Linked DNA regions of Homo sapiens: regions 1, 2, 3, 5 and 6 are each linked to region 4. A link is a loop called in an ENCODE intact Hi-C map of the cell type or tissue named here. Cell type or tissue: CD4-positive, alpha-beta T cell. All regions are shown on one strand. Each heading gives the region's core, and the rest is flanking DNA. Links, peaks and the distances in the headings are about the cores only.

Region 1 (4,878 bases), core at 393-4,392, 650 kb before region 4:
GTCATTGGTAACCTAACAAAAATTATATCAGTGAGAAAGTGGGGTTGAGAAGTCTGATTAGAGTGGATTGGAGTAAATGGGGCATGAGGAAGTAGAGTAAGAGACAATAAATAATTCAAGAAGTCTTGCCAGGAAGGAGAGCACAGAAAGGGAGTAACAGCTACAGAGGAATCTGGATTCGGGGGGGAGTTTTCTCAAGATAGGGGATATTGGTTATGTCTGGAAATGACCCAGCAGAGGATGTGATGTAGGAAAAAGAGGGGCTAATCATGGGCACAGACATGGGATTGAGAAAGTCAAAGGGGATGGAATCCAAAGCACAAAAGGAAGAGATAGGAACAGGTTTGTTTCCTTCAATGAAAGAGGAAAGGCAGAAAGTATTTTGCAGATTGGCAGATTTGGTGGTGAGATGATGAGGTAGTTCTCATCTGCTTCTGTTTTCTCAATAAAGAATGAGCCCAGGCCATAAGTTGGAGGTGGGAGAGAAGGAATACTGGAGGTTCAGGGAGATGAGAAAGTATGATAGTCATTGGGAGGGTGGGAGAGCAAACTTGTCAGGAGCATGTAGTAGGAGCTCAGGCAGTGTTGTGCACTCATTTGAGATTTTGGGACATGAATTTAAAATTAGACCAGTCATCAGTGATCACATGTGACTTGTAAGCACCCAGAAATGAATAGTTATTGTTAAGTGTAGTGGTACTCTCCAGTTGTTCACTGAATAAACAAATGAATGGAGTATTATATTAAACACTTGGATGGGGAGGAGGAAGGGAAATAAAGAGAATGTGTATCTGTCTTATAACCTACTTGAAGGAGACAAAACATAATTATTTGAGAACAAAGCATATTTTAACAGGCACAAACATATTAGCTTTTCCAGTTGATGTTATAAATTCTGACTGGAATAAGAATAGTGGCATACTTAAAATAGAATGGAGTAAATGTGGGAAATAATTCCTGAAGTTTCAAATCGGATCTCAAAAGTTCCCAGGGAAATGTGTTAACAGAAAACATGTAAAAGGGGGAAAACTGATAGAGCATGATGTTATATGTGGCCTTCTATAAGCTGAAAAGGACTTTGAGCTTGAAAGCAGGAATGGAAATAATTACTGTAATTTAAGGAGTAACCTCTTCATGCTAAGCATTAACAGATCACTTACTTACCTGACAGTGGCTACTATTTATTTTGTGTCTAAGCACTGTGCTAATTGTTTTACATATATTATTTCTAATATTCACAACACTACAAAATTACATACTATTATTTATTACTAATTATTAAAATTCCATCTTACAGATGAGGGAATCGAGACTCAGCATTTCAATAATTTGCCCAAGATTCCAGTTAGTAAGGAGCTGAGGTGGGATTTGAAGCCCAGGTCTCTGATCCCAAAGGCCATAGTCAGTCTTCTGTGCTTTACTCCATTTAATTGTGTATTCCCCTCATTTTCCTAGCACTTAGTAGAGAGGCCAGCCTAGGATAAATGTTCAACAGCAAGAGCGACCCCAAAATACAAATCTGATGACCTCCTTTTGCACTTAATCTAGATTGTTTACTAACAACCCTCCTCACCCTCAGCTCACTAGTCTTTGTCTTCAAGACAATCTCTTTCCTTCCCTAGAGCATTTGCCTGAGCTGCCCTTATACCTCTCAAGGCTCTTCTCACTCTTTCCATGCTAACCTCTTTATATCCTTTAGATCACAGCTTGCCTGTTCAGAGGCCTTCCTTGGCCATTCGATCTAAAATAGATCTCTCGTATTTTCTATGTCATCCACTTTTTCCCTAACATTTATCAAATTTTGCAGTTACCTTGTCAGTTTACTTTCTGGTGTTTTTCCAATATTATGCCCCATGGGACCAGCGACCTTGAATCTTGTTTGCCTTTGATTTCCCAGAGCTGTGCTCTTCAATACAGAAGCCAGCAGCCACATGTGGCTACTGAGCACTGTACTACAAATGTGGTGTTGCCTTATTGAGATGTGCAGTTAAGTGTAAAATACGCACTGGATTTTGAAGACTTGGTATGAGAAAAGAATGCATAAGATCTCGATTTTTAAATGTTGATTACATGTTGAAATACTTGTATAAACTGGGTTAAATGTATGACTAAAATTTTCACTTGTTTTACTTTTTAATTGTGGCTACTAGAAGATTTCAACCTACATATGTGACTCACATATTTCTAGAATCTGACACAGTGCCCTGCCCCATTTTATTGAATGATATATCCAATGTCGAGAGAGAGAGATCGAATGAATGGGTGCATGAAGAGGTATAGTCTCATGCTTCCACTAGGCAAATAGATACAGCACTGCCGTAGAAGTTAGGAGATCTGGGTTCTGGCTCAGGATGTACTGGAAACGCCTTGGACAAGCCCTACCCTACTCTGGGGATCAATTTGCCAATTAGGTAGTTGATCTTTGAGGTCTGGAAGCTTACGAGAATCAGTTGGCAGGGAAATGTACCAGGAAAGCTTGGTACAACGGCGCTTGTCTTTTTCGCTCTAGCCTAAACACTTGAGCCTCGGCAAACGGGCAGAGGCAGCGGGAATCAGGGACTACACCCCCGAACCCAGTACCCGGGTCCCCGACTTCCCCGAGCCTACGTCACTGGGGCGCGACGGCGTTGTCCCCGGGAGTGCAGCGGCTGAGAAGGTCCCTTCGGTGAAGGCGAGTTCCGGGACAACAGAGAGGGCCGCACCGTTTCCGAGTCTCTCGGAGGCTCAGTTCTCAGCGCACCATTCCCCACAGCTCTCCTTTTTACTTTACCCCTACCCGACACTTGACCCCGGCAGTGTGAACCCCGCTGGGAGCGTCCAAAGCCATGCCTCATCGCGGCTGCGCAGCGCACGTGCACAGCCTCGCAGGAGTCTCGGCGATTGGCTGTGACGCAGTTTCCGGCGTGAGCGGCGAAAGCCGGGAGGGCGAGCGAGAGAGCAAGCAGGCAGCAGGCTGCCGGCGGGCGGGCGGACGGCACAGAGGGAGGGAGCGAGCGAGCAGTGAGTAAGCCAGCAAGGGCGGTCGGGTCCCGAGGTCAGCCGAGATTTCTCAGGTCCCTCCGGCCCCCTCCCTGGAGTCCACAGCGCCTCCGGTGTCCAGAGGATCGGACACGGCCCGGCCCGGCCATGGCCTCGTTGCTGAAGGTGGATCAGGAAGTGAAGCTCAAGGTAGCGGCACCGGTCCGGCCTTTTTGCCCCTCGCTTTGATCCCCCAGCAGTCTGACCGGCTTCCTACTCCCCATGGCGTCTTTGTCTCCCTGGGGATACCAGCTCTGAGCTTCCGCTCGGCTCAGCCCAGCCCCCAACTCCCGGGGTCGGCTTCGCGGGAGAGGAAAATATAGGATGGCTTTCTGTACCGCGTCTGATGATGGAGAGTCCCGGGGACACCTCCGCGGACACGTGTTGGACTCAGGGCTTTAGGCCCGTGACAGCTGGTAATCCCCCAGCCCAACAACGTCCCTGGACACTGCCCCTGCCCTTGGCGGCTGGCCTGCCTAGTATCATAGACTAGGTCTGGGTGGGGGTTGGCACGTTTGTGAGCTCACATCTTCCCTAACTACCTGTCTTTTGTCTGCTTATCAAATTCAGACAGCTTCAGACACAGGAGGAAGGGAGGGAAGGGGGAGGACAGAGGAGACAGGCAGGTGCTGTCCTCAAAGCCCTGCGTTCTTCTGAGATGGAAAAATGGATCCTCAAAAAAATAAAGTATTTGCAGTCTGGGGGCCTCTCAGCTTCTTATTACAGTTACAAGGTGAGGGAAAGACAGTTGGATTGGGATTCTCCATCCTGCTCTTACCTCTGTCCCCAGGTACTGAATTGCTCTCTTTGTTAATTTTAGGTTGATTCTTTCAGGGAGCGGATCACAAGTGAGGTGAGTGAAATAAATAGAAAAATGGTTGTTGGTTGAGAATTTCCCAAAGAGGAGATACCTGGAGAGAGAGAGAGAGAGAGAGAGAGAGAGAGACCTTCCCACAGATATTAATTCAGCTGTATTTTCCCTCTTCCTTAGGCAGAAGACTTGGTGGCAAATTTTTTCCCAAAGAAGTTATTAGAACTTGATAGTTTTCTGAAGGTGAGAGACCCTATTCTTTCCTCAAATTCCCCAATTTTTTTGGCCCTGGTATTACTGTCAACTGGGATAAACTGTTGATTCTTCTTCTTTTTATTTTTTTAAACTGTAAAAGCACTTTCATTTCTTGCTCTTCAAATCAAATACTTCTTTGTTCAGCTTGAAAAGATTAATGTTTTGGGGTGGGTGTCTTTCAGGAACCAATCTTAAACATCCATGACCTAACTCAGATCCACTCTGACATGAATCTCCCAGTCCCTGACCCCATTCTTCTCACCAATAGCCATGATGGACTGGATGGTGTAAGTGTCCTATATTTATCTTTGTGTTCTTGAGCAGTAGGTCCTCTGTCCTCTGTTTCCTTGTCAGTTTAAGATGTACAGAGGGAACAGTGGGATTTGGATCTGGGAACTAGGACTCTGTTACAGACATGATGACTCTAGTATAGTTCTTTTATTTCTTATTTATTTATTTATTTTTGAGAAAGGGTGTCACTTTTTTTGCCCAAGCTGGAGTGTAGTGGCGGGAATGCTGCTCACTGCAGCCTTGACCTCCCGAACTCAAGCGATCCTTCCTCCTCAGCCTCGCAGGTAGCTGGGACTACAGGAGTCCACCACCATGCCCACTGATTTTTGTATTTTTTGTAGAGATGGGGTTTCACCATGTTGCCCAGGCCGGTCTCAAACTCCTGAGCTCAAGTAATCCACCCGCCTCAGCGTCCCAAAGTGCTGGGATTACAGGCGTGAGTCACTGCACGGGGACTCCAGTATATTCCTTTTAGACCCTCAGTTTCATTTACGACGTGAAGT
Region 2 (4,878 bases), core at 391-4,390, 490 kb before region 4:
CAGCACTTTGGGAGGCCAAGGTGGGTGGATCACCTGAGGTCAGGAGTTCGAGACCAGCCTGGCCAACATGGTGAAACCCCATCTCTACTAAAGATACTAAATTAGCCAGGCGTGGTGGCATGCGCCTGTAGTCCCAGTTACTCGGGAGGCTGAGGCAGGAGAACTGCTTGAGCTCAGGAGGCGGAGATTGCAGTGAGCCAAGATCATGCCACTGCACTCCAGCCTGGGCAACAAAGTGAGACTCCATCTCAAAAATAAAAGACATAAGACAAAATTCAGAGGATTTAGTTACTGATTTGATTTGGAGGGTAAGGTGGCTTAGTCCTAGCTACTTGGGAAGCTGAAATGGGAGGATCGCTTGAGGCTAGGAGTTTGAAGCTACATCACACCTGTCAATAGCCACTGCATTCAAGCCCGGCAACATAGCAAGACCTCATCTCTTTAAAAAATGAAATATATAAGAAAAAGACATTTTAAAAACCATTGGAGGCCAGGCGTGGTGGCTCATGCCTGTAATCCCAGCACTTTGGGAGTTCGAGGCAAGCGGATCACTTGAGGCTGGGAGTTCGAGACCAGCCTGGCCAACATGGCGAAACTCCATCTCTACAAAAAATATAAAAATTAGCCGGGTGTGGTGGCAGGAGCCTATAGTCCCAGCTACTTAGGAGGCTGAGGCAGGAGAATCGCTTGAACCCGGGAGGTGGAGGTTGCAGTGAGCTGAGATCGCGCCACTGCACTCCAGCCTGGGTGACAAAATGAGACTCCGTCTGAAAAAAAAAAAAATTGTAATGGGGCCGGGCACGGTGCTGCGTCGCCTGTAATCCCAACACTTTGGGAGGCTCAGGTAGGAGGATCACTTAATCCCAGAAGTTTTTGAGACCAGCCTGGGCAATATAGTGAGTCCCCATCTCTACCAAAAAAAAGTTCTTTGATTTTGTTTTTGTTTTTTTCTTCAAATTACACGGGCATGGTGGCACATACCTGAAGTCCTAGCTACTCAGGAGGCTGAGGTGGGGGGATCACGAGCCCAGGAGGTTGAGGCTACAGTGAGCCATGATTGTGCTACACACCATTCAGCCTGGGTGACAGAGCGAGACCCTGTCTCAAAAAACAAAACAAAAGCCATTGCAATGGGATCCTGAGGGATACAGGGAAAATTGTATCACTGGAGAGCTTCAGGAGAGAACTGATGAAATCCTGGTTGTTCCACATCTTGCCCAAGACAAATCCTATAGGTTCAGATAAGCAAAAACTGTGAGATAGTTTATCTTTCCCTTAAACTCGGAAAGCACATAAGGTACCATGTGAAAACACTCTTCTGGTGAGTGATGGGAAATAATTCAGTTTGAGAGCCAACTAGACCTAGATTCAGACCTAGATTTGAATCCCATCTATGCCACTGATTAGGATTAACCTCAGACAAGCAATTTATCCTCTCTGAATTGCAATTTCCTCATGTCTAAATGGGAGGAGAATGCCCAAGATGCAGAGTTGTGAGGATTAAACAGGCTGCCGGCTTGTATAAAGTGCTCACATCTTGCCTGGGAGAGAATCGCTGCTCAGGATGGTGACATGGTAAACAGTATGGGTTCAGGAGTTGAACTGCTTGAGGCTGAGCCCCAGCTCCACTATTTAACCACTATAGACTTCGGGCAAATCTCTCTAAGCCAGTTTCCTCGACTCTAGAATGGAGATAATAGTATCTATTTCTTAGTGTTATGATGACCAAATCAGATGATGTGCATAAATAGATTAACCTGACCTGGCACAGGGTAAGCAGCTGCCATTCTTCTCCTCTACCTCCCTCATGCTTATTCTAGTTGGTAATGTCAGTGACACCACTAGACTTTAACTGTTGGGGGTAAATATCCTTTTTGTTTGTTTTTTTAAAACCAAATTTAGCAGTGGGGGGTTGTATACCAACTTTAGTGACCCTAACGTTGATAAGTTCTGATAACCCACTACTATCGGACCAGCCACCCTTACTGATCTTTGTCCCTCCCTCTTTAGCTAACAGTGCCCCCGACAGGCACCAATAAATGCCCTATTTTTTTCCCTGTGTCTCCCAAGAGAAAAAGTAAATTTCAGATTGTGTTCCCCCTCCTAGCGCCAGAGAAAGGAACTACAACAAAGCCTAGCTGCTGAGTCCAGAGCGCACAGCACAGTCGCCCTCCCAGCTCTTCCGTCGGCCGGGAGGAGTCTCCTTTGCTCTTGTCTACTGCTGGAGCTGCTAATAAAGTTTCATTCGAATACTTGAGCTGCCGCGCCCTGCGTTTCCCTCATGAGCTTCTTCCGCCCGCAACACGAGACTCAGCACCACACAATCAGCGTGGCAAAGCCTGAAGGGCGGGACAGGAAGTGAGGTCACTCCTCACCGGGGTGAAAGGTTAGCGGAAGTGTCCTTCTTTCCTTTTTGCTGGTAGGGCCGGGTGGTTGCTGCCGGTAAGTAGAAGCTTGGGTTGAATCTTTCAATCCGCTGCCATCCGCGGCTTGGGGGTCGAAGGTCCGGGCGGCGCCGGGTGCATTCCTTCCCTAGGTCTCTGGCGGCTACGTATCCGATCCTGTCCTGCGAGCAGGGCCCTCGGGCGGCCTTGACCAAGGCGACAGTGAACACAGTCTGAAGTTCCGGCCCAAGACCTGGGCTTGCTGGCAGGAGTCAGCTCTGGGCATCTTTGGCTTTACGGATTTTTAAGTGGCCCTTTCTCCTTGCTCTCTGCAGAAATGGGCAAGTTCATGAAACCTGGGAAGGTGGTGCTTGTCCTGGCTGGACGCTACTCCGGACGCAAAGCTGTCATCGTGAAGGTATCAGCCTCGCGGGACTCTGCGTCCTTGCATGCCGGGACCAGGCTGGCTGCGGCGGGGCGGGCAGGCTTGGAATTCAAGGCCTGTTTCTGGGGCAGTAGCCAGTGAGCACGGTCAGGGTGAACGTGGGAGAGTTTTTGAGAGAGGAAGAAGCACAGTAAAAGCAAATGTGAGCTGAATTGGGCTCCCAACGCATAAAGCCTTCTCCACCAGAGGCTTTAAATATATAGTAATAGTGGCTGACATTGCACGCTTGCTATGTGCTCCCACTGCCTTTCAGGTATTGTCATGTGCAGTCCTTGAAGTAATCATAGGGGATTCCTTTTCTTTTCTTTTCTTTTTTTTTTTTTTGAGACGGGATCTCTGTCCAGGCTAAGTGCAGTGGCGTGATCACTGCAGCCTCGACCTCCCGGGCTCAAGCGAGTCTCCCATCTCAGCCTCTCGAGTGGCTGGGACTACAGGTGCGTGCCACCATCCCCAGCTATAGGGGGTTCCTTCCTGTTGCTAAGGTTTGGAGGTGTTCTGTTATTTACCTGAAGTGCTGCAGCTGGGAATCTGTAAGAAGAGGAGGAAATTGCTTTTAGAAAGGTCACATAGCCCCTCACTGTTTTCCTCTTATCCATGATTTTGTAGCTTCTTGAGAGAGTTCCCTAGGCTCTGGCCACATACACCACTGCGTTTTGTTGTTGTGGGGACACTGGAGTACCCCTGGATTCCCCTCTCCCATCTCCTGAGACTGATCTCTGGAGTTAGGCTGTGGTGTCTTAACCTTGGCTGTACACTTCACTAGCAGTGGAGCAAGTGAATAGATACCAAGTCCTGTGAGCAGTGCTTGGCATATAGCAAGTACTTCTTAAATGTTAACTGTTGCTACTTTTAAATCTCTTACCTCTAGTAAGCCGTTCCAGATGCTTCCTGATGGAGATAAACACTGTTCTGTTTCTCTTTGGTCATTTCTCATAGCTTTCTGTGATTTTTCTCTTTATAATGGTGGATCTTGGAGACCTGAGGGTGGAAATATTTTTTGGACACTGCACTACCTCTAACACAGGGCCTAAATAGGCCCTCAGTGAATAACAAATGTAATTCTTACTCATTTAGAACATTGATGATGGCACCTCAGATCGCCCCTACAGCCATGCTCTGGTGGCTGGAATTGACCGCTACCCCCGCAAAGTGACAGCTGCCATGGGCAAGAAGAAGATCGCCAAGAGATCAAAGATAAAATCTTTTGTGAAAGTGTATAACTACAATCACCTAATGCCCACAAGGTGAGCATTTCAAGAACTAGAATTTAAATTTCTTCTCCCTGCTCTGTTGAATAATGAGACAGACCTTGCAGCCATTCCAACACCAGGAAGGGATATCATTTCCAAAATGTTCATCTTCAACTCATAAAGTGGCTATGGTTTCCAGTTTTGCCTTTGATCCATCTTTTAAGTGTTGGGTAAAGATTGTTTTCCATCCACAGTAAACACAGGCATGGGGTCTGATCTGCCCTCTTCCACTGTTCCACCCTCAAGGATAAATACAATAGGTTTCAAAAAGTCTGTGAGTGCGTGAAAGCAAGTCTTCCCCAATTAATTTTACTCACCTGTTGGGCCCTTTAGTCTGGGGACATACACTGTCTTAGTACAGTGTTTTGTTTTGTTTTGTTTTTTTTTGAGACGGAGTCGCCCAGGTTGGAGTGCAGTGGCGGGATCTCACACCATTCTTCTGCCTCAGCCTCCCGAGTAGCTGGGAGTACAGGCACCTGCCACCACACCTGGCTAATTTTTTTTTTTTTGTATTTTTAGTAGAGACGGGGTTTCACCATGTTAGCCAGGATGGTCTCGATCTCCTGACCTCGTGATCTGCCCACCTCAGCCTCCCAAAGTGCTGGGATTACAGGCGTGAGCCACCGTGCCCGGCCAGTACAAGTGTTTTTTAAGAAGTACAAGAGGCCGGGCACAATGGCTCACGCCTGTAATCCCATCACTTTGGGAGGCCAAGGCGGATGGATCACCTGAGGTCAGGAGTTTGAGACTAGCCTGACCAACATGGTGAAACCCTGTCTCTACTAAAAATACAAAATTA
Region 3 (4,878 bases), core at 484-4,483, 310 kb before region 4:
TCACGTTTTTTTCCCCCCCTCTACACTGCAGATGTGGCTCCCAATGTTGACGTTGGCCAGGACCTTTGCAAACAAGCCAGGCCAAAAAGTTTCAATATTTACACTGGCTGCTTTAATAAGGGCATTGATCTTATCCTCCGTAAAGGTCACCTCATAGTCCTGCAGAATGAGGGCAGAGTAGATGCAGGCAAGCTGGGAGACGGAGGCCATAGCGCGGGCGAGTGTGGGGCTGGGGCTGCCGGACGCGGTGCTACTCACCGGATGAAGTGAGGGTCTCACCCCAACGCGGCCTTAGCTTCCTCGGAAGGACCGAACACCTTGGCGGCAGCCGAGGAAAGGGGTTCCACAGTTTTAATTTATCTGTAATTCCCACGCTTTACTGTTGCCACGGAAACCGCTGAGCAATAGCCTCTCAGAATAGGAAATCAAGACACAGTCAGAGGAAGGGCGGGACAGAAAGAGCCTAGCATCTCTCGGGGCTCTGGGTTGGCCACCCAGTCCTCCCCTGGTGACATAAAAAGAAAGAGACGGAAAAGGAAGAATTCTACCTGAGTTCGCCGTAAAGCGCCCGCCCTCTCGCCTCTACGCTTCCAGTTGCGGCTTATTACGTCACAGTAATTGCTGTACCAAGGTCAGAATCGCCACCTGAGGCCTGAATATCAGCGTAAGATAGTGTCCAAAGCAGTCTTAAGAAGAGGTCCCATTACCCCACTCTTTCCGCCCTAATGGAGGTCTCCAGTTTAGGTAAATAAAAGGATTGTTGGGAGGTGGAGGGAAAGAACTACTATTTCCAACATGCATTGCGGAACGAAAGGCCTTGGCCACACTGTTCCTTGGAAACTGTAGTCTTATGGAGAGGAACATCCAATACCAAAGCGGGCACAATTCTCACGGAAATCCAGTGGATAGATTGGAGACCTCCGCGGGCTTATACATGTCAACAGTAATGGATTGGAGTGTTGTTATGTTCTCCTATCTTGAGAGCAGAGACTAGGCCAAAAAAAGATACCTACAACTCCTAGGAAGACTACGATTCCCATCCAGCCCCACGAGTCTCGGGCAAGTAGTCCTCTAAGGTCAGTGGCCTGCGGGGACGCAGTGGGCGCCGAATTTGCCTGGGGAAGGGGAAATCCGCTCTGGCCCACATCTGCGCACTCCTAGTTCCGCCCCTCAGCCTCAATGTTTGTTATTGTTGTTCGGGTTCAGGTTGCTTCTGCCCCGCCCCATCGACGCAATCTCCACCAATCAATGGCGTGGTCGTTTTGAGGGACAAGTGGTGAGAGCCAATCATCTTGGCGAACACTCGGAGAAACAGGGGACTAGTTACTGTCTTTATCCGCCATGTTAGATTCACCCCACAGGGATAGCGGCAGAGCCGGTAGCGGACGGTCCTTGCATTGGCCTCCGGCAGGCGCCCCCCGGGGGCGGGAAGCTGGTAAGGAAGCAGCTGCGGTTACCTAGGGGTGGGGTCACGTCACGCTAAGAGGGTTTGGGGAAGTTCAAGGGAGGAATCCTGCAAAGAAGAGGGGCGACTTTTTCCGTGTTTCGGGACAGCTAATCTTTTTAGTGACAGGATGAGAGAGCCCTTCATGTTCAGAGGGACCGAGTTGGCGAGAAGCGCCGGAGAGTTGGAGAGTCTGTGGGTCAGAACATCCGGCTTCTACTGATGGAAGGCCACGACTCCCCAGTGGAATGAGGGCCTAGGCAAAGAAAATGAGAGAGCCCTCGGGGTAGTGACACTGTCTTGGGAACATGGAGTGCTAGGAAACGAAAACTGGAAGACTAGGATGAACTCTGCAAGTAAAAAAATGACACTACTTACACATCCTTCTCATCCCATCCTCGTTTTTTCGAGACCTTAAAGAGATCTCCTTGGTTAGGGACCTTCGGTTTTGGAAAGGCACTGTTTTTCCTTTTTGTCAAACACTCAGCTTTCAGGCCACACTTTTTTGAGACAGAGTCTTGCTTTCTCAAAGACCAACCCAGGCTGGGCTTGAACTGCTGAGCTCAAGCGATCCTCGTGCCTTGGCCTCCCAAAGTGCTGGGATTACAGGTATAAGCCACCGCTCCCGGCCTCAGGTCACACATTTTAAAGCCTGGATAACTTGGCTTGTAAAGGCCTCTGGTGGAGACAGTAATCAAAGCTCAGGTTGCCAGGTCTGTTTCATTAAAGGGATTTTGTTGAGGCTGAAAAAAAAATCGACGTGGAGGAAAAGCTAACTTGTGCCAAGCAAAGGTGAGTCAGTGGCATGGACTTACAATAATGCCAGTTATGAAAGCTGAAGGCCTAAGACCCAGCTATCTGACTCTACTGGCTGTAGACCTAAGGGGCAGATAGGGTTAACCATAGCTTTGGTGTTTACACACGTTTAAGATTAATGCTCCTGCTGAAAGAATTTTTTTACATGTCAGCCAAAGAGAGTTCCTTATGAAGACCTGGATATGGTCCAGCCAAGCTAGAATCTCCCACTTCCTGTTTTCTCTTAGTTGGCCCACCAGCTGGAGGAGCTCCAGAGTATCTAAATTTCCAATTGTGTAATTTGAGAAAAAGAGAGGAAGATTCATTTCCTTCACAAGTAGGGAAGTGTGTTTCTTGAAGTTGGAAAGTGATATTTCAGAATACCCACTTTTGGCGGACTGAGTCACTTCATTTCCTTGATTTTTTGCCTAAGGTCCTGGGGAATTGACAAAGATTCTCAAATTTTAAGGACCCCAATAATTACATTTCATATGAATGAATACTAGATGTCAGCAGGATTGTTGTTAAGAGACTAATATTATTTTGGTGGTGAACTTGGTTCTTGGTAGAAACAAAGAATGGAGAAAATTGGGGGATAATTGTCTTAGGGTTTCAAAAAAGTGCCTTTAAATGACAGTCTTAATTGTAGTATTTTACAGGGCAGTGCATTACATTGTGGAAAACAGTACAGGTTTATGGTTCTAAAGACTGGTTTATTATTATTTATTTATTTATTTGAGATGGAGTCTTGCTCTGTCGCCCAGGCTGGAGTGCATTGGCGCGATCTTGGCTCACTGCAAGCTCCACCTCCCAGGTTCACGCCATTCTCCTGCCTCAGCCTCCCGAGTAGCTGGAACTACGGGCGCCCACCACCACGCCTGGCTAAATTTTTTGTATTTTTAGTAGAGACGGGGTTTCACCGTGTTAGCCAGGATGGTCTCGATCTCCTGACCTCGTGATCCACCCACCTCGGCCTCCCAAAGTGCTGGGATTACAGGCGTGAGCCACCACATCCGGCCCTATTATTTTTTAAAATGTTTAATTGAACTTAATTTTTTTAAGGAGACAGGGTCTGGCTTTGTTGCCCAGGCTGGTCTTGAACTCCTAGGCTCATGATCCTTCCGCCTCAGCCTCCCAAAGTGCTAAGATTACCAGCATCAGCCACCACACCCGTCCAGTTTTTTATTTTATTTTATTTTTGAGACAGAGTCTCGCTCTATCACCCAGGCGAGAGTGCAGTGGCATGATCTTGGCTCACTGCAACCTTGCCTCCCAGGTTCAAGCAATTCTCCTGCCTCAGCCTCCTGAGTAGCTGGGATTAAAGGCCTGCGCCACTACACGCAGCTAATTTTTGTATTTTTAGTAGGGACGAGGTTTCACCATGTTGGCTAGGCTGGTCTCAAACTCGACTCAAACGATCTGCCTGCCTCTGCTTCCCAAAATGCTGGAATTACAGACATGAGCCACTGTGCTTGGCCTTTATTATCATATTTTTTATATTTGAATGACATTTTGAAAGAACTTGCGTACACATTTTTAATTTGATCCTTATGGTAACACTGTGAGATAGTCAAAGCAGACGTATTAGACCTATTTTATAGGTTAAAGAACCGAAGCTCAAAAGCGAACTGACCTGCTCACAGTTTTATGTCTAGTAATGGGCCGGAGGTATGTCTGGAAGCTAAGTCTTCCCAGTTTGTGTGCTCCTCCGCCTCCCCTCTGCCCCCCACCCCCACCCCCGCAGACCACGCTGTAAATCCCTGGGACTTAATCTTGTTCCTCTCAACCTAAGCTATTTTTTCATATCTTGTTCCTCTCAACCTAAGCTATTTTTTCATAAAGTCATAAAAACCAGTTAAACGTAACCATTCATCAGTAAACAAAATCCTTAATTAAAAACATAATGATCAGAATAGAAATCTGATTAAGGAATTGTTAACTTGTTAGGCATGATAATGATATCTAGACTGTTTTTAAAAAATTCTTATCTTTTAGAGGTACATACTCAATTCTTAATGGATAAAAGCATAGATGTCTGTCAAAATAATCTAGTAGGGAAAGGGTATTGCTGTAAACCTTTGGTTACAGCAAATTGGTCCTGAGTTGATAATTATGAAAGAAGCTAGCTTATGGGTCCATAGGGATTCATTATATTCTCTCTACTTTTGTATAGATTTAAATTTTCCCATAAAAATATTTTAAAAAATAGTCCGGGCATGGTGGCTCACGCCTGTAATCCCAGCACTTTGGGAGGCCGAGGTGGGTGGAATCACGAGGTCAGGAGATCGAGACCATCCTGGCTATCACGGTGAAACCCCGTCTCTACTAAAAATACAAAAAAATTAGCCAGGCGTGGTGGCGGGCGCCTGTAGTCCCAGCTACTCAGGAGGCTGAGGTGAGAGAATCGCTTGAAACCAGAAGGTGGAGGTTGCAGTGAGCCAAGATTGTGCCACTGCACTTGAGCCTGGACGACAGAACAAGACTCTATCTCAAAATAAATAAATACAATAATATAAAATAATTATATTATTATAGTTTGGTTAAAACATTAGTTGACTATGGTCAGTTCATTGTTGGGGCAGAAGTGGGAGATGCGGGGGTATATGTGAATGAGGATAGCCTTGAGTTGATTGTTGGTT
Region 4 (4,878 bases), core at 503-4,502:
CTGGTCTCGAACTCCTGACCTCAGGCGATCTGCCTGCTTCAGCCTCCCAAAGTGCTGGGATTACAGGTGTGAGCCACTGCACCCGACCTAATAATGAAAATTAATTATATCTGATATTATGTTGAAAAATATTCTATCCAGAGGACAGTTCGGAAACATTTACTTTTGCACTGCGTTCGATTCACGGTCTCTTATGGGGAGGAAGAGTAGGAGGATTCCATGTGCATCTGTGTTTGGGCTGTCAAGTTATCTGTATCTACATAACTATTTGTTTTCCTTTGGCTTCAAAGAAATTTTTGGTGTTGCAAGAAATATGTATATTGCAGAAAAACTGTCACTTCTTAAAATGTGCAGTTAATGGCATATCTAAATAAAATGTAATGTTTTGCTGTTAATATTTACTATTGATATATATGTTCAATAATTCCCAAACAATTCTAACATTTAGTATTTATTAATTCTAGTATTTATTGCTACTACTGCTGCTACATGTTATGGTTCCATAGCCCCTATTCTGACAGAGCTTTGAAAACAAAACAAACTCCCTATCTGTTCCTCCTTCCGGTTAAATATTGGAGGAAAGCAGAATAGTAATATTAATTTTTAAAGAGAAAGAAGCACAGAGAATGAACATCAGATAGAATAAGCCCTTGAAATCGTAACTCCAAGCTGGCAAATTGAGCACATTGGATCAAGTGCAGAGTTTTCCATTCTATTCATGGGGAGAAAGAGGAAGCGAAATGGGGAGGGGTAGGAAGAACTCAGAGGGTTTAGTAGTGATTCCTTAGGAACCTGGAAACCTGGAGCTTCTGGAGACAGTGAGAACAATGGCTGGGTTTTTCTCTGCCTGTCATTTTTCAGTCCATGATGAGATGTTGAAGAAACAGAGTCCAAAGGTACACCAGTGTAAAAATGTTGCCAAAGTGAAAAGTGGGAGACTGATTTCCTCCTTCCGATTGATTGGAGAGCCATTCACTTTAGGGTGCTTCTGTTTCCTTACTCATCACACAGAGCACTGGAGTGTGGGAAAAATCCCCATCCCACATTAAGGTTGCCACAAAGGTAAAAAAGACCTGAAGCAGAAGTTGGGAGACCTGAGCTTATGACCTTGGACTTACAGCACAGCTGATATTTGGGGGAATAAGGTTTGTTGTTGTTTTTGTGTGTGTGTTTTGTTTGTTTGAGACGGAGTCTCACTCTGTCGCACAGGCTAGAGTGCAGTGGCGAGATCTCAGCTCACTGCAACATCCACCTCCCAGGTTCAAGCAATTCTCCCGCCTCAGCCTCCCTAGTAGCTGGGACTACAGGCACATACCATCACGCCCAGCTAATTTTTGTATTTTTAGTACAGACGAGGTTTCACCATGTTGGCCAGAGTGGTCTTGAACTCCTGACCTCAAGTGATCCGCCCGTCTCGGCCTCCCAAAGTGCTGGGATTACAGGGGTGAGCCACAGTGCCCAGCCCCTGGGGGAATAAGTTCTGAGAGGACACAGGAAAACTGGGGATTGAAAAGCAGGTTTTCACAAGAGTGGAGGCAGCTGGCTCTGTGGGTTCCCAGACTAAGGGGATCTGTGCTTGACAGACCAGAGGCCAGTTCTGTGACCATCATCTCAGCCTTGAATTTTTTTTTTTTTTTTTTTGAGACAAAGTCTCACTCTGTCGCCCATGCTGGAGTGTAGTGGTGTGAACTCAGGTCACTCCAACCTCTGCCTCCTGGGTTCAAGCGATTCTTGTGCCTCAGCCTCCCGAGTAGCTGGGACTACAGGCGCCCACCACCACCACGCCCGGCTAAGTTTTCTATTTTTAGTAGAGATGGAGTTTCGCCACGTTGGCCAGGCTGGTCTGGAACTCCTGACCTCAAGTGATCCACCAGCCTCGGCCTCCCAAAGTGCTGGCATTACAGGCGTGAGCCACTGCACCCGGCCTAGCCTTGTGATATTAACAGTAACTGTCATTTGCGGTGTGCCTACTCTGTGTCACACTCCTTGCAGTTATTCCATTTAGGGTAGAGCAACATTATTCTAGTTTACAGATGAGAAAACTAAGGCCCCAGAGATTGATTTGCCCAAGCAGCCAGCTGGCAGTGGAAGTGCCAGTTTCTTCGTGTGTAAAACAAGAGAAGGCAATCTACTGCCTACTGGCTTGTCAAGGGTCACTTGAGATCGGACGACAGGAACCACAAAGAAGTGAGGCCGGGAATTTGCGGATCCACAGTAAAGCAAGTTTGTCTTTTTCCAGACGTGCATTAAGATTCCTTTTTCAAGTGTTCTAAAGCGCAGGCGCAGGCTGTTTTGCGGTTGCCTCCCGGCGCCTCTTGTGCAGGCCGGGGTCGCCCTCTGCCGACCCAGGGCGGGAGCGCGCTGAGTGAACGTTTCCAGGCCTGAGGGCGGGCGGAGATTTTTCTCGCCTGTAGAGGGCGCAGATCGGCGTGCAGAGTAACCCACTCTAGTTGTCCCTTCCTTAAGCACTTCCTGTTTGATCTCTATGATCCATCCTGTTGGGACTTGATTCGTTCCTCAAATTTTCAATTTACCGTAAACAAAGGGGACGCGCGCTGACCCGGAAGTGAAAGCTGGAACCCGGCCGGAGTAGCTCTGAGCGCCGGCTGTGAGGAAGGAGGTTCTGGGCAAGCTATAGCCATGGCTGTGGCTGTAGCCATGGCGGGAGCCTTAATCGGGTCGGAGCCAGGCCCCGCGGAAGAACTTGCCAAACTCGAGTACCTGTCTTTGGTGTCAAAGGTTTGCACTGAGCTGGACAATCACTTGGGGATCAACGACAAGGACCTTGGTGAGCTCGGGGAGGTCCCTGGGACCTCAGTTTGGGATTGAGGGAAGCGGAAGGAGGAAGGAGGAAGGAGAAAGGTGGTTGATGGACCGAAAGTATGTTCGTGTGAATCTGTCTCTCTCTGTCGCAGACACCGGTGCCCAGGGTACACGCTGCCGTGGCCTCGGCTTGAGAGCCCTCGAGAAACTTTAGAAACTTTCCCAGAGCTGTCAGTGAAGCCCGGGGCGGTCATCTCTGCTTGATTGTTTTTTGTTTGTTTTTTCAGCCTCAATTAAACATGTTTAACAACAACAGCAGCAGATGCTGCGATGACGACGATGATGGCTGACGTTTATTGGGTGCTCACTATGTGCTAGATGCGATGCTCAGCTCTTTATTGACATTATTTTATTTGGTCTTCACGCCACTCTGTGACATAGTAGTTAGCGTCTGTGCTTTTAACTGTGTTCTTTGACCGTTCATCCTGTACTCTTTTTTGAGGCAGGGCCTCGCTCTGTTTCCCGGGCTGGAGTGCAGTGGCACGATCTCGGCTCACTGCAGCCTCCACCTCCTGGGCTCAAGCAGTCCTCCCACCTCAGCCTCCCGAGTAGCTGGGACTACAGGCGGGCGCCACCAAGCTCGACTCATTTTTAAATTTTTTGTAGAGACGGGGGTCTCACTGTATTGCCCAGGCTGGTCTCGAACTTCTGGGCTCAAGCAGTCCTCTTCCCTCGGCCTCCCAAAGTGTTGGGATTACAGGCGTGAGCCATTGCGTCCTGTACTATGTCTTAAACACCAGTCACTAGATGTTTTGGGGCAAACTACATCTGGGGAGCCGAAACTGAGGAATTAGAAAAGGCTAGGGTCCTAAAGCTAAAGCCATAGACAGATGGAGCCTTTATGAAGGTACAGAGGATGGATGGGATCAAGGGCAACCAATGGATGGATTGACCTTTGGTACGTACAGCAAGGCTTCTTCAGTTGTAACAGGAGCGAGGACAGAGAATACAGTTGCAGATTCAGATGAGTTTAGAGATTGGTGGTGGGAAGATGAGTGAGAGAGTTCCAGCCCACTCTTCAGTTTCCTAAATGAAGATAAAGTCATCAACCGGAGGGATGGAAGGGAAGGGGCAGGTGACAGGAGGGGTTAGGGAAGTTAGACGAGTGACCTTTGGTAAGATTCATAGTTTCTCTGAAGCTGTTTTTCTCATCTGTGAAGTGGGACGATGTCTTCACAGGGTCACCATATAGCATTTAGGAAGATGCCCTGCAGCCAGTATATTTTAGTTTACTTTTTTCTCTTGCCTCCCAGCCAAGATGTGTCTGTCCTATATAACTTTTCCCGCAGGATTCTTCTCTTTTAGTTGATAATGAGGTGATAATTTCGTCGGTTTTGCTATCTCGTTAATATGTTTCCTTTATTCAGCAAATATTGAGCTGGGGGCTAGGCATACCACAGAGAACAAGACAGATTTCTGCTTTCAGGGAGCTTACCTTTCTCTCTGTTTTCATTTTAACTCCTAATACCTTGGCCTTTTAGAAGAAACAAAAAAGTTATTGACATTAACCCCCAGTGTTTAATTGTTTTGATGTTAACTTCATTTGTGTACAAAAATAGAGCGAAGTATAAACTTCATAATCTTTTAGTTTATTTATAGCTAAAGATCTCAATTAATTTGCAGAAAACCCACAAATATGCTTTTTCTGTTACATACAGAATTATAAAACCAGTAACATTAAAAGTACTAACATTGGCTGGGTTTGGTGGCTCACGCCTGTAATCCCAGCACTTTGGAAGGCCAAGACAGGCCGATCCCCTGAGGTCAGGAGTTTGAGACCAGCCTGGCCAACATGGCGAAACGCCATTTCTACTAAAAAAAAAAAATACAAAAATTAGCTGGCCATGGTGACTGGTGCTATGCAGGAGGCTGAGGCAGGAGAATCGCTTGAACTCAGGAGACGGAGGTTTCAGTGAGCTGAAATCACATCACTGCACTCCAGCCTGGACGAAAAGAGCAAGACTTTATTTCAAAAAAAAAAAAAAAAAGTACTAATATTGGTTTAATGCAATAGACAGTGTCTTTTGTTGAAACTAAATTGGCAGAGTTGGGTTT
Region 5 (4,802 bases), core at 1-4,000, 270 kb before region 4:
TGAACCTACGGCTGCTGAAGAAACACAATTACAATATCCTGCAGGTTGTGACAGAACTTCTTCAGTTAAACAACAACGACTGGTACAGCCAACGCTATTGAGGAGTGACCTTGTATTAAATAACTGCCTGCTGCTCAGAGATGATCTTTATTCTGTCATTGGGGTATGGGATAGAAGCCCTTGCTTATTTTTAATCTGATGAATCTGTATAGAGCCCATCGTTGAGTTACCAAGACAATACCTGCTACAGTATTTTGGGGAGCAAACTAAAGACCAGAACTTAAATTTTCACTTTAGACATTGGATGAATAGTATGAAGACAGTTTTTCAGTTGATTTGGATAAAACTATTTTAGTGCATTGACAAGTGTAACTTCAACTTCATATAGAACCATTTTTCTTTCTGCTTTTATTGAAACTGAGTATTTTTCTTTGGCTAATGTGGATTTTTTATGGGGATATCTGTTAATTTTCAGGTTTTGAAAGACATTAACCTCGGAAGTTGTTTTTAAGAATTATTCTCATAATTCTTATTCTCATAATTTCTGTAATCCACCTCAAGCTTCATAGTTATTTGGCATTGAAATAACACCCAGAGCATGATAGAAATGTTGTTACTCTTCCTCTCTCAAGGAGAAAGTAATTTTCCTGCAATACTTAATAATTGGCACCGTTGCTTTCTAAAGACTCCATGGTGCATTCAAGAGTATCCAACTTCAAGGGAATCTCCGCATTTCAATGAAAGGAGGAAGAGTGTGCTGATAAACCTACCAGCACCTATTGAGCAATGTCTATTATAGTAATTTTGCATACATTTTTATTTAAGGGAAAAAATATAGGTATTGTGAAATATTTTGCTAATCTTATAGAAAAGGAAAAAATCCCGTTATTTAAAGGGAAAAGTAAATTTAACAGTTGCCTTTTTTCTTAATGTCAGGGCAGATCTTATTTTACAGTACAGTGGGGGAAATAGAAACATGTGAAAGGCAAAAGGCAGGCTCCTAAATTAATGTCAGTGAAGTTCAGGGTGGGCAAATGAGTGTGTGTGAGGTATAGGAAATGCTGATGACTTCTTTAATGCTTGAAGTCCGTTCACAGGTATCTAGCCCTAGAATGCCTAGAACAGGAAGAGGCAGCTGGTGTTCTGCAAAACTTGGACAGGGGCAAAGTTGCTGAAAAAGTTTTGGTTTAACCCGAAGATAAGTGGAAAAGAGCTTGTCCATGAACCCAGGTTCTCACTCTGTTTACAGAAGTGTGTTGAGTACAGTTGGTGAAGGAAGAGGTAACAAAAAATGCTAAATATTTTATCCATGAAAATGACTTCCAGAAAAGGAAGAATATGAACCCCAGACCGAAGGGGAAAAGATAGTTAATAGTATTATCTAACCTGGTTGGTATTTGTAATGAATGGTGATTTTAATTAGTCATTAGCCATAATGATGTTTATTTACAGTATAACTCCTGAATGCTACTTAAATAAACCAGGATTCAAACTGCAAGCCAGCCAGGCCGTTCATTATTTAAAACGTTTTAATCGGGGCTTCCGGGTAGAAGGTGGAGCGGCAGGGTGTAATTGGGTTGATGGGTGGGACCTGTCTTGACCATCGGAGTTTTATAATCGAGGGCCAGGAGGGCCCGGGTTGCTCTCCTGGTTATGTATGTACTTGTACATAACCACCTAAAGAATGGTGAAATAAATGTTCTTGGAAATTCCTACCCGGACTGGCTAGTCCTTGCGGAAGCAGCGTCCGGGCCCTCGGGTAACGTTTGAAGAGCTGGCAGCGTCTCAGGCTGCTGCGTGGCGAAGGGGCGGACCGGGGGACGGGGGGGTGGGCCCTTAGGGGCTGGGGCGGGACTTCCCTGGGCACTGAGTCAAAGCTTGAGGGGAGTGTTCGCTCCCGCATTTTCGATTCCACTCTCTTCCGTTTCTGTCGCTGCAGTCGTCCGCGGGTAAGGCCCTCCCTAGACCCTTTATACCTACTTTACCTTTCGGAGGTCAAGACACCTCCTGTTGCCGCCTCCTCGCCCAACACACAGGCGCCCCCCGCACGGGTACCAAGCTTGACTAACGGCCTCTAGGGGTGTGTGGTGGGACTTGAAATCCTCCCTTAATGAAGTCACACCTTCTCCGTCCGCTTCCACCCGGTCGGCCCATGGCAGAGCCCCCATGTAGCCCAGGAATCGGCTTGGCCCTTCGGGGAGGTCAGCGTCCTTACTATCCCCACTCTCCAGTGCGGCACATTCGTTCCCCTAGGACTCCGGCCGGTTGCCGGCCCCAGGCGGTGCTTCTCCCCACCACCGCCCAGCTCAGCTCAGCCCAGCCCAGCCCACTCTGCCCTTAGAGGCCCTTCTCCCCAAAGACGCACTCCAGAAGTCTCGCCCTCGTGCGGCTGAGGAGCCTGGGATCCCAGACCTGAACAAGGTGAGCATCCCTATATTTTAGCCCAGAAAGATCTGTGTGGCTCACTTGCCGGCCTCGTTCTGTCACACAGAGTCCAGATTTAGCCTTGAGTTTTCCTAGTGAAAGACAGACCCTGGTATCACTATGACCCTCCTCAGGCTTTCTTACCCCGCCTCAGAAAGCAGTGAGGTGTCTGCTTTCTCCCAGGGCTTCTTTAGATAGGGGTCTTAACCACACCTGTGACCAGTCTGGCCTCCTCTCTCCTTGATTCAAAGAATCTCTTTTCTGCCCTATCCAACTTCCTTCCCTTAAACTGAATGACAGCTCAGCAACTTTTCCAGAGAAAAATTAAATGCTCTGACAATCACTTATGGAAGTTCCTTAAAGTGAAGTAACTTCTGCTTTTCTTTTGTTTTCCCTTTTGTAGGCAGATTGGTCTCTTTTAAAATAATGAAAGGAGTCGAAATGCATTGAGACTTCTGAGAGTCCCATGTGACCACCCAGTTTTTCACATCCTATCTTCCTTAGGCTTGAGCTTGCTTAAACTGTGGTGAAGCTCCTTGCCAGTCTTGAGAACTTCAAACCAAAATTACATCTGGCGTCAGTGCTAACAAGCTTAGCACTGAACTTTGGTCTTTTCTCATTAGTGAAACCCCCGCCCCTGAAGAATGGGTAAGACGTTTTCCCAGCTGGGCTCTTGGCGGGAGGATGAGAACAAGTCAATCCTGTCCTCCAAACCAGCCATTGGCAGCAAGGCTGTCAACTACTCCAGCACCGGTAGCAGCAAGTCTTTTTGTTCCTGTGTGCCTTGTGAAGGAACTGCTGATGCCAGCTTCGTGACTTGTCCCACCTGCCAGGGCAGTGGCAAGATTCCCCAAGGTGAGTGGCCCAAGGCTCTGGAAATAGCCTGGAATCCAGGGAAAGTTCTTAGCCTGTTGGCCTGGGGCAGCCCCTCTGAGTCTCCTTGGATGGGGTTAGATCTGCTCCCAGCTCTTGACCTCCCAGTCTCAGGCTGGCCAGGGAGATACTTAACTATCCTTGGGTTCCCTGCAAAAACCTGCCCTCCTTCCCTGGTTGTATTCTCCAGCCCCTTGTGGGAAAGAAGGATTCTAGCCACTGTGCTTCTGAGCAACACTGTGTGTCCTAGGATTCATTCAGTTCAGGAAGTTACAAATGAACTTTCCAAAGATGCTGGGCATCTCTGATTTGCTGGTGACTTTCAGAGATTCTTCATACCTATTAGTGGAAATCTCACTTCCATTCTAGAGATGGCAAAGCTGAGCTGCCAACTTTGGTAGCAGAGTCCAGTGCTTCCAGTCCTGCTCTGGGGCAGATGTGGCATGTTTCTAACATTGCTCTATGGTGTGGGTGGAGGCGTGCTTCTGGGAAGCTGGCACAGTAAATATTTGTCACAGTTGCATCTTGGCCCTCCCTCTCACCTTCTCTCTCTCTAGAGCTGGAGAAGCAGTTGGTGGCTCTCATTCCCTATGGGGACCAGAGGCTGAAGCCCAAGCACACGTAAGCCCCCCTTCCTCCCCTAGCTTCACAAGCCATTGCCCCTGGGGGCTGCTCCCTTTGTCTCCCCTGTTTTGATCTCCCTTAATTTCTTCCTATTAGTTCTTCCATAGAAAGCCTGAGCCTCAGAGGTACCAGCTCCTTACGTCCAAGGATTTTTTCCTGATTTAGAAGCTCCTGGACCGGGTGTGGTGGCTCATGCCTGTAATCCCAGCACTTTGGGAGGCCAAGGCAGGCAGATTACTTGAGCTCAGGAGTTCAAGACCAGCCTGGGCAACATGGTGAAACCCCATCTCTATCAAAAAAAAAAAAAAAAAGAAAAAAAAAAAGAAAAGAAAGAAAGAAAGAAAAAAGCAGCAGCTGTGGGCACAGCAGATGTCACTTGAGGCCACCTGGTGGGCTTCCTTAAGCATCACTGCTTCCAGAAAGCATGGCCCCCTCTCCAAGACAGGAAGGATCTGGTAGCTCTGCAAGTCCTCCCAGGAAGGAGGGAACAAGCATGTGGCCCTGGCTGCAATTGATTTGAAAATGTTATTTTTCTTAAGCACCTCCCTTGCTGAGGCAGTTCAGATTTGCTTGTTTTTCTTCTAGTAGAGATGAAAAACCTATTGTCCGCTGTTCTGGGATACTTCAGAACCTCAGGCAGACCTGGGGCCTACTGTGTTTGTGATCTGAGTCCATCTGACATGGAGCTCCCTCAACCTCCTCCCAAGGTCCTGGTGTCAACCTGGGAGTCACCACCAAGCCGAACCCTCTCCGCCACCCCACTATACCAGAATTAGAAATCAGGCTGGGCGTGGTGGTTTATGCCTGTAATCCCAGCACTTTGGGGAGGCCAAGACAGGCGGATCACCTGAGGTTAGGAGTTCAAGACCAGCCTGGCCAAC
Region 6 (4,437 bases), core at 22-4,021, 530 kb after region 4:
TAACCTCCGCAACCTGGGTTCAAGCGATTCTCCTGCCTCAGCCTCCTGAGTAGCTGAGACTACAGGCTCTCGCCACCACGCCCGGCTAATTTTTTGTATTTTTAGTAGAGACGGAGTTTCACCGTCTTAGCCAGGATGGTCTCGATCTCCTGACTTCGTGATCCGCCCGCCTCGGCCTCCCAAAGTGCTGGGATTACAGGCATGAGCCACCGCGCCAGGCCAGAGTTGTGAACTTTAAATGTGACAAGGTCGGTCCTAGTACATAGTAGTGGTTCAATAAATGATACACATAACGCACCAGAGGAAACCCCCGTTTCTGTTAAGATCAAAGTAAGGGGTCCTCCTGGCTCAAAGTCACCTCTTTGGGTTTGCCTTTTGCCTGTGCCCTGAGAGAAAAAGGAGATCTGAACATCTGGGACATCTCAAGTCAGTCCATTTCTCCAGCTGCCATGCTCCCGCTGTAACCCAAATTGTCATACTTTGTCAGTTTAATTGCAGCAGACATCCAGGTGGTCTCTGCATTCCCCTCCAGTGTGTTCTCAGCCCCTTCTCCCACGCCCCACCCGTTTATATGTTCTCATAACATCAGCTACCTTCCTTTGAATCACTTGGCACGGTGGCAATTAGATAGATAGATAGATATAGATACACACGCACACACACACACACACACATATATATATATCTGCTTTACATATATATGCTTTTTTTTTATTTTTGAGACAGGGTCTCACTGTGTCACCCAGGCTGGAGTGCAGTGGTGCGATCTTGGCTCACTACAGCCTACACCTCCCAGGTTCAAGCGATTCTCCTGCCTCAGCTTCCCAAGTAGCTGGGATTACTGGCGCTTGCCACCACACCCGGCTAATTTTTATTTTTAGTGGAGACAGGGTTTCACCATGTTGGCCAGGCTGCTCTCGAACTCCTAACCTCAAGCGATCCAACCGCCTTGGCCTCCCAAAGCGCTAGGATTACAGGCGTGAGACACCGCACCCAGCCAATATATTTGTGATTGTTTTATTGACAATCTTCCCCTACTAGATCGCAAGCTCCCTAAGCACAAACACGGTGCCTGGGTTTCTGTTTACTGTTTACAGATGCTCCTTGACTTGTGATGGAGTTATATCCTGATAAACCCATCATAGGTTGAAAATACTGTAAGTTGAAAATGTGTGGCTGACTGGAAGCTGTGGCTTGCTGACACTGCCCAGCATTGTAAGAGAAATACAGTTTCCACTGAATGCAGATCTGCTTTCGCACCAATGTAAAGTTGAAAACTCCAATGCTGGGAACCATCTGTAGTATACAGGATGCCCTCAGGACCTAGTATACAGGATGCCCTCAGGAAATATGTGCTGTACAGATAAATGAAAAGGTGTTGGGCTGGGCGCGGTGGCTAACGCCTGTGATCCCAGCACTTTAGGAGGCCGAGTCGGGTGGATCACGAGGTCAGGAGTTCAAGACCAGCCTGGCCAAGATGGTGAAACCCCGTCTCTACTAAAAATACAAAAATTAGCCAGACGTGATGGCTGTAATCCCAGCTACTCCGGGCGCCTGTAGTCCCAGCTACTTGGGAGGCTGAGGCAGGAGAATCGCTTGAACCTGGGCGGCGGACCTTGCAGTGAGCCGAGATCACGCCACTGCACTCCAGCCTGGGCGACAGATTGAGAGACTCTGTCTCAAAAAAAAAAAAAAAATTCCCACCAGGCCGGGTGTGGTGGCTCACGCCTATTATCCCAGCAGTTTGGGAGGCCAAGTGGGGGGTTGGATCACCTGAGGTTAGGGGTTCGAGACCAGCGTGGCCAACATGGTGAAAACCCATCTCTACTAAAGATACAAAAAATTAGGCTGGGCACGGTGGCTCATGCCTGTAATCCCAGCACTTTGGGAGGCCAAGGATCACGAGGTCAGGAGATCGAGACCATCCTGACTAACACAGTGAAACCCCGTCTCTACTAAAAATACAAAAAAAATTAGCCAGGAGTGGTGGCAGGCGCCTGCAGTCCCAGCTACTCGGGAGGCTGAGGCAGGTGAATAGCGTGAACACAGGAGGCAGAGCTTACAGTGAGCCGAGATCGCGCCACTGCACTCCAGCCTGGGTGACAAGGTGAGACAACATCTCAAAAAAAAAAAAAAAAAAAAAAAGCCAGGCATGGTGGGAGGCACCTGTAATTCCAGCTACTTGGGAGGCTGAGGCAGGAGAATTGCTTGAATCTGGGAGACGGAGGTTGGAGTGAGCCAAGTTCGCGCCATTGCACTCCAGCCTGGGCGACAAGAGCGAAACTCTTGTCTCAAAAAAAAAAAAAAATTCCCAACCAGCCAGTGAAAGGTGGGCAATAAAACCCCTTTTCACATTTCATTTTAAACCGGCCACTAGGGTCGGGCATGGTGGCTCACACCTGTAATCCCAGAACTTTGGAAGGCAGAGGCACGGGTGGATCACTTGAGGCCAGAAGTTCGAGACCAGCCTGGCCAACATGGCAAAACCCCATCTCTACTAAAAATTAGCTGGGCATGGTGGCGGGAGCCTGTGATCCCAACTATTCAGGAGGCTGAGGCAGAAGGATCGCTTGAACCTGGGAGGAGGTAGTTGCAGTGAGTCGAGATCGCACCACTGCACTCCAGGCTGGATGACAGAGCAAGACTCTATCTCATAAATAAACAAACACAGTCACTAGGATAAGGTCTGGGTAAATCAGAAAGACCATGAGAAGCCAGGCATGGTGGCCCACATCTGTAATCCAGCTACTCAGGAGGTTGAGGCAAGAGGATTCCTCGAGGAGTTTGAGGCTGCATTGAGCTATGATTGCACTACTGCACTCCACCCTGGGTGACAAAGCAAGACCCCCATCTCTAAAAAGTAAAAAAACACGAGAGAGGAACATATAGATGCAAAGAACTAGGGAATGAGATTGTATACGTGTATGTTGGAGGGTGGGGAGGTCTCTAGGCAAGGAGAATGAGAAAAAGTCTGGGTTAAAGGTAATTTTGTCTATCTCTACCCACCAGTGACAACCACACAAAACAAATTTCCTTTACCACAATATAGGCACATAGTACAGAATCAACTTTCCAGTTGGTTTTATTTTTCCAGTCTCCTCACCTCTCCGTTTCAAATGGCTGAGGTGTACAGCCCTAAAGTGTTGACGAGGACCAGAACCAGGATTGTGTACAACATGTCCATAAAATAGTCCTAGGAGTCTGCCTGGGTTGTCCCTATAGGCACAATGCCCCACCCTCCCATCATAACCTTAGCAAGCAGTTTCCAATCAAGTCTCCAGCAGCAGTGGCCAGGGACTTGTGTCAGGGGGAGGGGAAGATTGGATTGAGGAAGCTTGCCTTGGTACCCACTGCGCCCCTTCTCAGGGCTGAAGTCCCTCTCTACCTTTTCCTGCTCTTTCCTCTTTCCCAGAGGGATACTGAGAAGGGAAGGACCTGGGGCCAAATCCTCATTTCTAGGGTTGGGACAGATGCTGGCATGCTATCAGGCCAGAAGAGGGGGATGGGTGGGTGGCCTGGCCCCTGAGAAATGAACACAGCCATTTGTCCCTGTGGTCCCCCCACTCCCAGTTCCTCCTACCCCTGCCTAGTGTTCTGTGCGAGAGACGAGTGAGGGGAGAAGAAAAGGCACACATACAATACCTTTAAGGGTAAACAAGCTTTATCCCACATAAATGGCAATGCAGATATAATAAGCAAATGATATAGTAAGCAAGTTGCAATGGGAAGGGGAGAAAGGAAAAGAGATATATGTATTTATACTCACCAGACTATGGAGGATTCACCACCAGACTGGGAAGCAACAGCAACAGCCTGGGCTCGAGAGTCGGACACTGCACTCACCAGACTATGGCGGATTCACCACCAGACTAGGAAACAACAGCCTGGGCTCCAGAGTCGGCCACTCGTCCGTGCACAGACGAGGAGAGGTCTCATGAAGCTTCGGCACAATCTAGGACCCTAGCTCTTTTGTAATGAGTTGTTTGGCATGAGCTCCAGGCACGAGGGCCCTTCATGACCAGGCTCAAGGAACATAAAAAGGTCAACTTGTTTTTGCGATTGTCTGTTGTTTTTCAATAACTAACATATAGGAATAGATTGAAATAGAGATTTATCTGAAACAGCGCTGGATGAATGCCTCAAGGGGCTCACACAACCTGTTCCGGGACTTGGTGACCATTGTTTGTGTCCATGTTCAATTGAGTTCAAATTTAATATTTAACTTTTCCTCCACATTTGGCCTCAATCTGATACTCAACTGTAGGAAAATACTCTTACGGATACACAGGGAAGCCACAATTGATATAGATTACAGATACAGGGTAAGCACAGGAGAACTAAAAGCATAATTAATAAAAACCACACCCCTCATGGCTTTGCAAGGAGATTCATATTGTGAGAATTGTCAGGGATATACACATAACATTCAGGATGCAG

Evidence for each region. Peaks named below come from ENCODE experiments on the same cell type or tissue, not always from the same donor. Only the 100,000 strongest peaks of a DNase experiment are listed, where the experiment ranks them.
Region 1: a loop joins it to region 4, with 4 times the contacts of the local background. A loop is called at or near these places in 10 of 110 quality-filtered maps.
Region 2: it touches region 4 in a loop (10-fold over the local background); 10 of 110 quality-filtered maps call a loop at or near these places.
Region 3: a loop joins it to region 4, with 12 times the contacts of the local background. A loop is called at or near these places in 10 of 110 quality-filtered maps.
Region 5: a loop joins it to region 4, with 7 times the contacts of the local background. A loop is called at or near these places in 8 of 110 quality-filtered maps.
Region 6: a loop joins it to region 4, with 18 times the contacts of the local background. A loop is called at or near these places in 12 of 110 quality-filtered maps.

The regions. Positions count from the first base shown.
Region 1 is chr17:42,830,506-42,835,383 of GRCh38, forward strand. PSME3 (proteasome activator subunit 3) reads left to right here and starts at 2,892. Exons shown (of 11, transcript NM_005789.4): 1 at 2,892-3,168; 2 at 3,839-3,871; 3 at 4,010-4,072; 4 at 4,267-4,371. The coding sequence starts at 3,127. RefSeq lists an enhancer at 2,540-2,709. In CD4-positive, alpha-beta T cell, for the core only: no CTCF peak of the experiment used is centred there; DNase peaks (open chromatin) are centred at 2,626 and 2,886; H3K4me3 peaks cover 1,895 bases; H3K27ac peaks cover 1,774 bases.
Region 2 is chr17:42,996,030-43,000,907 of GRCh38, forward strand. RPL27 (ribosomal protein L27) reads left to right here and starts at 2,390. Exons shown (of 5, transcript NM_000988.5): 1 at 2,390-2,442; 2 at 2,720-2,802; 3 at 3,904-4,073. The coding sequence starts at 2,722. LOC124904006 (a long non-coding RNA gene) reads right to left here and starts at 3,904. Exons shown (of 2, transcript XR_007065759.1): 1 at 3,692-3,904; 2 at 1-3,357. RefSeq lists enhancers at 1,947-3,146, 2,112-2,421, 2,432-2,671, 2,742-2,851. In CD4-positive, alpha-beta T cell, for the core only: a CTCF peak has its summit at 2,097; a DNase peak (open chromatin) is centred at 2,282; H3K4me3 peaks cover 1,830 bases; H3K27ac peaks cover 2,353 bases.
Region 3 is chr17:43,169,868-43,174,745 of GRCh38, forward strand. It overlaps NBR1 (NBR1 autophagy cargo receptor), which reads left to right and starts at 1,347. Exons shown (of 21, transcript NM_005899.5): 1 at 1,347-1,435. LOC101929767 (a long non-coding RNA gene) reads right to left here and starts at 536. Exons shown (of 2, transcript NR_110868.1): 1 at 259-536. LOC124900391 (a long non-coding RNA gene) reads right to left here and starts at 1,097. Exons shown (of 2, transcript XR_007065760.1): 1 at 549-1,097. It also overlaps a transcript of BRCA1 not described here and the pseudogene BRCA1P1. RefSeq lists enhancers at 168-377, 648-697, 948-1,057, 1,378-1,487. In CD4-positive, alpha-beta T cell, for the core only: a CTCF peak has its summit at 2,471; DNase peaks (open chromatin) are centred at 514, 1,264, 2,114 and 2,504; H3K4me3 peaks cover 2,321 bases; H3K27ac peaks cover 2,359 bases.
Region 4 is chr17:43,481,398-43,486,275 of GRCh38, forward strand. It overlaps DHX8 (DEAH-box helicase 8), which reads left to right and starts at 2,578. Exons shown (of 23, transcript NM_004941.3): 1 at 2,578-2,788. The coding sequence starts at 2,641. RefSeq lists enhancers at 2,271-3,113, 2,413-2,842. In CD4-positive, alpha-beta T cell, for the core only: CTCF peaks have their summits at 2,365 (motif pointing right) and 2,565; a DNase peak (open chromatin) is centred at 2,424; H3K4me3 peaks cover 1,903 bases; H3K27ac peaks cover 976 bases.
Region 5 is chr17:43,209,974-43,214,775 of GRCh38, forward strand. It overlaps NBR1 (NBR1 autophagy cargo receptor), which reads left to right. Exons shown (of 21, transcript NM_005899.5): 21 at 1-1,715. The coding sequence ends at 101. TMEM106A (transmembrane protein 106A) reads left to right here and starts at 1,902. Exons shown (of 9, transcript NM_145041.4): 1 at 1,902-1,949; 2 at 2,254-2,421; 3 at 3,048-3,279; 4 at 3,855-3,918. The coding sequence starts at 3,069. In CD4-positive, alpha-beta T cell, for the core only: a CTCF peak has its summit at 2,066; a DNase peak (open chromatin) is centred at 1,828; H3K4me3 peaks cover 2,404 bases; H3K27ac peaks cover 2,645 bases.
Region 6 is chr17:44,015,472-44,019,908 of GRCh38, forward strand. It overlaps a transcript of TMEM101 not described here. Among named protein-coding and RNA genes, the nearest start is that of TMEM101, 2.7 kb to the left of the region's middle. RefSeq lists a silencer at 1,170-1,464. In CD4-positive, alpha-beta T cell, for the core only: no CTCF peak of the experiment used is centred there; no DNase peak of the experiment used is centred there.